2 separate regions of the Mus musculus genome follow, and region 1 is linked to region 2. Evidence: chromatin contacts called from ENCODE Hi-C or POLR2A ChIA-PET data. All regions are on one chromosome and are shown on one strand. Each heading gives the region's core, a stretch centred on a gene start or an enhancer-like site at or near the end of the contact. The rest is flanking DNA. Distances are from core to core; before and after follow the strand shown. Region 1 holds the start of Sh3gl1 (SH3-domain GRB2-like 1). Region 2 holds the start of Zfp119a (zinc finger protein 119a).

What was found. Hi-C counts contacts between places; a loop is a spot of excess contacts on that map. ChIA-PET counts read pairs that join two places held with the same protein, here RNA polymerase II (POLR2A).
Region 1: a loop to region 2 is called in a map of adrenal gland, with 6 times the contacts of the local background. The contact joins the promoter of Sh3gl1 here to the promoter of Zfp119a in region 2. A Hi-C loop is called at or near these places in 1 of 37 maps with a recorded cell type or tissue (adrenal gland). POLR2A ChIA-PET finds 5 or more read pairs at or near these places in 1 of 5 experiments (Patski).

Annotation. Positions count from the first base shown.
Region 1 is chr17:56,034,302-56,038,194 of GRCm38, reverse strand. It overlaps Sh3gl1 (SH3-domain GRB2-like 1), which reads left to right and starts at 1,558. Exons shown (of 10, transcript NM_013664.3): 1 at 1,558-1,780. The coding sequence starts at 1,736.
Region 2 is chr17:55,877,559-55,881,215 of GRCm38, reverse strand. Zfp119a (zinc finger protein 119a) reads left to right here and starts at 2,263. Exons shown (of 4, transcript NM_144546.6): 1 at 2,263-2,356. The coding sequence starts at 2,354.

The DNA.
Region 1 (3,893 bases), core at 309-2,808, 160 kb before region 2:
TTTACTAATGTGAACAGACATCATGACCAAGGCAACTCTTATAAGAACAACGTTTAGGGGGCTGGAGAGATGGCTCAGCGGGTAAGAGCACTGATTGCTCTTCCAAAGGTCATGAGTTCAAATCCCAGCAACCACATGGTAGCTCACAACCATCCTTAATAAGATCTGATGCCCTCTTCTGGTGTGTCTGAAGACAGCTACAGTGTACTTAGATATAATAATAAAATAAATCTAAAAAAAAAAAAACAATGTTTAATTGGGACTGGCTTACAGGTTCAGAGATTCAGTTCATTATCATCCAGGCGGGAACATAGCAATATCCAGGCAGACATGGTGAAGGTGGAGCTGAGAGTTCTACATCTTCATCTGAGGGCTGCTAGCAGAATACTGGCTTCCAGGCAGCTAGGATGAGGGTCTTAAAGCTCACACCCACAGTGACACACCTACTCCAGCAGGGGCACAACTTCTAATAGTGCCACTCCCTGGTCTGAGCATATACAAGCCATCACAGATATCATTCAATTAGAGTCCTCTTTCTGTCTTAATGATGAGAGGAAGCTCACTGCAGGGCTAATGCGCAAAAAAGCAATGATGTCCTATAGCTGGTACATGACAGGAATGAACCAATGGAACTCGAAATAGGAGATAGCTACAGTCTGAGCGAACTATTTTGAAAATATGTTTCTAGTGGGGCTCATTGGTGCACACCTGTGATTTAGCACTTGGGACGTGGAGGAGCTTGGACAGGAGTTCAAGGTCATCCTTGGTTATACAGTAAGTTTGAGGCTTAGCCTGGGTTATGCAATATCTGCTCTGAAATAAAGTTATGAAGAAGGAAATAAAGGACTCTCTTTTCTAGTTGTATCCTCAGCGATTTATTAGAAGGGAGACACTGAAGGAAGGACCCCAGAGAGAAGGCTGGTGGCGTGTTAGCATTTGGGCCTCTGCCGGGATTAAAGGCGTACATGCATCACCACTGGCATACCTCATATTAATTTTTAAGTTATGGGTATATATGTGACCCGGTGTACTTGAGAGCAGTTGAAGGAGGCCAGGAAAGGGCTGTGACCCGGAGCTGGAGTTACAGACAGCTAGCTATGAGCAAGCAGCCTGATGTGGATGCGAGGAACTGAACTCCCGATGTCAGCCAGGGCAGCAAGCACTTTTACCTGGAGAACCAACCGTTCCTCTAGCCCCTAAGATATTCCATTTTACCTCGCTTTGTCTTTATTACACTCTCGCTGGCAAATTCCGCTCCGCTTTCTCCACGCACAAATAAAATATTAATTAATTAAAACTGACTTTTGGCTTTATATCTACTCCTGGACTCTAGAGGGAGCTGCATCATGCGTACACGCGCACGTACACAGATTTCTGGCCTCTCTAGGCGCCCCCTCATCTCGTTGGTGTGGGAGGGTTTCCGCCGTTCCTCCCCCGGCAATGCTCTTTCTGTCCTCCAGGGGGCGCGCACGCGCAGAGAGGCGGAGCGCGCGCAGATGCCGTTGTAGGGTGGGGTGAGGCGATATGGGGGCGTCACCGGAAGTGTGCGGTTGCCATGTAATATCCCGGCCGCGCGTGCGCGCTAGCCGGCCGAGGTGGCTTCGGGGCGGGGGCGCAGAGCTGGCAAGCTGATTTGGCGGTGGCGGCGCCGACCTGCGCGCGGAGGAAAGAAGTCGGTTCGGCGGCGCCGGCGGAAACCGGAGTTCGAGCGGGAGGCCTGACGGCGGCAGGCGGCATGTCGGTGGCGGGGCTGAAGAAGCAGTTCTACAAGGCGAGCCAGGTGAGGCGAGGCCAGGCGATCTGGTCTCGGGCCTGCCTTTGGGGACCGCAGACGAGCCGAGCTGGCTTCCCTTGGGCTAGCGGGGAAGGGGAGACCGGGTCCCCGTGCTTTGAAGAGGGACACCGGGTGTGCGCGTCTAGGCGGCTTTCAGAAAGCTCTGGAGGGCCGGCGAAAGGGCTTCATTGAGAGGGGCTTGCCGCCAGGCTTTACAACGTAAGTTCGATTCCTGGGATCGCAGCATGGAAGGCAAGCCCCCCCCCCCCCAAAGTCTCCAGGCTATGCTTCCGAGACTCTCACCACATAGCCTCAGGCCACAGAAAATGTTTGTCTAGGTTGATATCCAAAAAAACCAAGTCCACACAGGGCTTAAAAAATAATCAGTGTCCCATTCTTCTTTTCCCTCTCCGGTGTCTGTAAGACGGATTGAAAAAAAAAAAACCTAAAAAACCAAAAACAAACATTCTCGCTCACTGGGTGTTATACATCATTAATCCCTGCACACTTGAGGCAGTCAGGTAAGCAGATCTCTGAGTTTGAGGCCAGCCAGGGTTACGTAACATAAGGAGACCCTGTCTCAAAAATGAAAGAAAAATCTCTTGGTAGACACTGTGGCAAGTTGAAAAGAGACAGTGAAAAGTAATTTTCCAGGCTTCTGCAGTTTACAAAATGTGTCAGGTTTGTGTCCCTATTTCTAAAACATATGTATGCTTCTTTGAAAGATACGTTTTTGTTGGCTGTACCATACTATAGATTCCTATAGGTACTTGGTGGTTTGGGTTTAGTGTTTAATCGATCCGATCATGACTCTGAACTGAAATTCTCCTTTCTGGTTGTGTTGACATTCAGGAGTTCTGTAGGGTGGGCATCCTGGCCTCCGTTGTATAAACATTGAGAACCCTACCCCAGGCAGGCAGGCGCTCCTTTCAGACATCCTATAGTGTAATGTCCCTCTGGAACTTTTGGGGGGTTTTTTGAGGCCAAGTTTTGCTCGTAGTCCAGGCTGGCCCAGAATTTTCCATCTTCCTGCCTCTCAGGCGCTGGGATGACAGGATACCTTTGTGTGTTGAAGGTTTTATATTTGCCTTGAACTCCTGGGCTCAAGTGAGCCTGTTCCCTCAGCTCTGTCAGGTTTCTGCTTGAGAAAACCCTTGTTGTCTCATCTCTGTCTCAGTCAGGCCAGAGTGGCCTCATAGTCATTATCCTCCCGCCTCTGCCTCCCGGTGCTGAGTTACAGATGTTTGTCACCAAACCTCAGTGGCCAGAAGTTCGTGACTGAGTTTTCTCCTGTCTGTTTTGAGTTTCTTTTCTTCTGCCTTTTCCTCCAGGTTGCTAGATCGATTGTGCTCGCGAGTGCGCTCTCTCTTTCTCTCTCGTTTGATGGATGTTTGCTGGGGTTGGAGCCCAGGACCTCAACCACACTGGCAACAGCTCTACCCTGAGCCATGACCTCAGCTTGACATGCATTTTACATGGGACACTGCTGGAAAGCCTGGCAGGCCTGTAACCCCAGGCCCTCTGGCCGCTGAGGCAGGAGGATCAAAAGCCAAGTGAGTTCCAAGTGAAGCCTGTGGAGCCAGCTTGGCTGCTATGTCTGATACCCTAGAGGTCACCAGGGTTGATGCTAGTGTGGCTGGAGGAGGCTGTCTTCTGCCTGTGCATCCAATCCAGTGCTTGTCTCACTCAGCTCAGAGGCCAGACCCCACCAGTGTTGGAGCAGCTGGCTCCCCTTCTCGAACTCCTGAATAGCTTTCGGAATGCAGAGGATAGGATAGGACCCGGGCTCTGGGCTTCAAAGTAAGAACTTTCATATCTCAAAATGACAACAGATCTGGGTGTGTAGCTAGTTGGTAGAGTACTTGCCTACCACACAGGAAGCCCTGGTTTTGTTACAAGTTGAGGGCCAGCCTGGTATACAGTGTTAGTTCCAAGGGTATGTAGTGAAACCCCATTCAAACAAGTAGTTCAGAGCCTGCAACCCATAGTCATGCAAGCCCTGGATCTTTGCAGGGAGGTCTGTGAACACGTAGTTTGTTGCCCGGTTTCTGTTCCAAGAAGCCCCAGATGTGCTAATCCTGTGGCTGTGCAGTACAGCCCGAGAATCCTGGGTGTGGAG
Region 2 (3,657 bases), core at 1,014-3,513:
TTCCTGACCTGCTTGAGTTCCAGTCCTGACTTCCTTAAGTGATGAACAGCAATGTGGAAGTGTAAGCCGAATAAACCCTCTCCTCCCCAACTTGCTTCTTGGTCATGATATTTTGTCCAGGAATAGAAAACCTGACTAAGACAACGATCATTCACCACGGTCAAGTAGGTTTCATCCCAGGGATGCAGGGATGGTTCAATAATACGGAAATCCATCAATGTAATCTACTACATAAACAAACTGAGAAAGCATTTGACAAAATCCAACACCCCTTCATGATAAAAGTCTTGGAAAGATCAGGAATTCAAGGCCCATACCTAAACATAATAAAAGCAATACACAGCAAACCAATAGCCAACATCAAACTAAATGGAGAGAAACTTGAAGCAATCCCACTAAAATCAGGGACTAGACAAGGCTGCCCGCTCTCTCCTTACCTATTCAATAAAGTACTCGGAGTCCTAGCCAGAGAATTAGACAACAAAAGGAGATGAAAGGGATACAAGTTGGAAAGGAAGAAGTCAAAATATCACTATTTGCAGATGATAATGATATTACACTTAAGTGACCCCAAAAATTCTACCAGAGAACTCCTACAGCTGATAAACAACTCCAGCAAGGTGGCTGGATATAAAAGGAACTCAAACAAATCAGTAGCCTTCCTGTACTCAAATGATAAACAGGCTGAGAAAGAAATTAGGGAAATGACACCCTTCACAATAGTCACGGTACTATTACATACCTTAGTGTGACTCTAACCAAGCAAATGAAAGATCTGTATGACAAGAACTTCGAGTCCCTGAAGAAAGAAATGGAAGATCTCAGAAGATGGAATGATCTCCCATGCTCATGGATTGGCAGGATTAATATAGTAAAAATGGCCACCTTGCCCCATACAATCTACCGAGTCAATGTAATCCCCATCAAAATTCCAACTCAATTCTTCACACAGTTAGAAAGAGCAATTTGCAAATTCATCTGGAATAACAAAAAAAGTAAAACAAAACGAAACAGGATAATGAAAACTATTCTCAATGATAAAAGAAATTCTGGGGGAATTCACTATCCCTGACCTCAAGCTGTATTACAGAGCAATAGTGATAAAAACTGCATGGTATTGGTATAGAGACCGGCAGGTAGATCAATGGAACAGAATTGAAGACCCAGAAATGAACCCACACACCTATGGTCACTTGATCACACCCTGGTCACCTCCCCTTTGGGGGCCAGAATAGTTGGTGTTTGGGTTCATAGACCAAGCTGGTTTAAACTTTTTTTTTTTGGAGACAGGATTTCTTTGTGTATCCTCCCTGGCTGTCCTGGAATTACTAGGCTTAAACTTTTGATGTCCTGACTCCACTTCCCAAGTGCTGGCATAATGAGCCAGTGCAACCACTAAAGGCTGGGAATGTGTTAGTGTTTTGGCTACCAGTGTTTAGCTGAAAGAAGTGTGAGCAATTTAGATGAGTCTTTTTAAAAATGGATGATGCCTGGTGAATATCAACCAGGAGGTTTAAATTTGACCTGGATAGTCTGGATGCTCTTTTGGCTGTGAGGCAGGTGGATCACTCCACTTGAGGTTGTTTAGTGATCTGTGTATGCTAGAGACCTTGTGCCTAGATTAAGGAGCCTCCTGAGTGCAGCAGAGCAGGGACGACTGTGCAGTCCTGCTGTTAGGAAACATAATGGAGTGAGGTGAAGTAGCTTTGGCAGATCGAGCTGAAGTGTGTCCTGAGAAATTACGCCATGCATCTGGTGTAAAAAAGCTTTATTGGGGGGTGGGGGTTGGGGGACTGAGGTCCTGGCGAAGGGACAGAGGCAGAGAAGTGGGCATATGACAGGCAGAGAGAGAAAGGAGCGCACACCGGGAACAGAGAGACGGCCTGCCGAGTAGGGAGAGAGCTCCGGTGGCTGGTGGGTGGATACATTCATCCTGAAACAGACCGGGCGCGCCTGATGGCATCGGCAGGTGATGGCATCTGATGACAGAAGTCTCTGCTAGGTCCCCGAGAGTAGGCTTGTGGACCTGCCTGTACGCTAACAGGCGCAAGTTCTATGGCAATGCCTGTCTCTCCGCGTCTGAGACAGTTCTGTGCCTGAGCGGACACCAGGACTGGGAACCACTGTGCTGTGATACTTCACAGCCCTCGGTGACTAGGGGAGCTGTCACTCATTCCTTACTAGCCAATCACGGCCGCATGGATCCGCTAGCCAGAATGGGGAGAGCACTTCCGTTCCCTAATACTAAAGGTTCGGGCTCGGGTCTGAGGGAGGCTCTTGTGGTTCCGTGTCCTGGTCTGCCACCCGCTGCCGGGAGCTGTGAGGAGAGCGGGGCGAGCTCGGTCTCCACGCCATGGTGAGCGGGGCCGCCGTCCCCACGCGGGGAGGAGCCTTGGGAGACTGTGTGGGGTTCCTCCCGGGGTGCGGGAACCGGCGGTCAGACTCGCCGCCCGGCGTGATTGCGTTTGTTCACCTGAGGTCCCTGCACCTCCGGAGCGGAAGCCGGACGTCTGACTTCGATCCCGGGCTGCGCCTGCGCAGAGTGTGGGGCGCGGGTCCTGGAGTGAAAACATCCTTGTTGCTGACGTCACCATGCAGTGAGCGCCTCAGCTGCTTTTCCTGTGTCCAGGGAAGGCAGATGTGCTGACATGGAGAACCCTAGTTTCTCCGGTGTCTTCTACAAGTTCTGCACTTGGCACCTGAGGTTCTGATGTATGATCCGTCCGCAGTTAATTCTGTGCAGATGCAAAGTGTTTGCCATCGACACAGACTTGTAGATGCCTTGACCGTCCAGTAACGTGTGTTAGTAAGGCCAGGCTCACTGGGTTTCCTGGCCTCTTTCATCAACATTTACTCTATTTTAGTTGTGTGTTTTTTTTTCTTTTCTTTCTAAATTTTCTCTCATGTTCTGTTGATCTCTATTCTTTCCCAGGAAGTACTGTGCAGGCAGGTTTTCCCGGTTCTCTGAGAGAACTGGGTGGGGAGGGAAACAAGGGATAATAGCGAGCAATCAGAGAAAAGATACACACTTAAACCTGAGTTTGCAGGCCTCCAATTGTTTAATTTCTTCTTAGACAAGTTAGGGAAGGTTATTTTAAGGAAGCCTGTAACCCCTCTAGAGGAGTTAGTGTAGAGGAGTAAAGCTTTGTTCTCTTTATTTACTAAGACCAAACCTTCCTTGTTAGTTAGAAAAGACCTGTTCTGTCCCATAGTAAGGAGAAGTCTGCCTGCTCCTTCTGCTCTCTGCAGCTCTTTTTTTTTTCTCTTCCCTCTGCATTCTGTACATTGCTCTCATAGTTGTTTTTTTTTTTTTTTATGTTATCTATGGTTTCTAAGTTGTTCCACTCTGTATTCTCCTTCTAATCTTGCTCTCTCTTTCTGTTCAGATGTCACAAAAATGCTCTTATTCTCATTGCCTATATGATTTGATTTATGCCCCACAGGGTTGCCTTGGTCCAATCTTTCCTTCTTTGTAAAGGAAAAGTGTATTCTGAGCCCATGCATGTTGAGAAGTTATACTTTTTGTTTATTTTGATTTATAGAATTTGTATATTTTGAGTTTATATGATGTCAAAGTCAAGAGATTGCCCTTAGTATTCGACGAAACTTTAGACATTTAAACAGTGTTGGGACTGTGATATAATATGGAGATCTTTG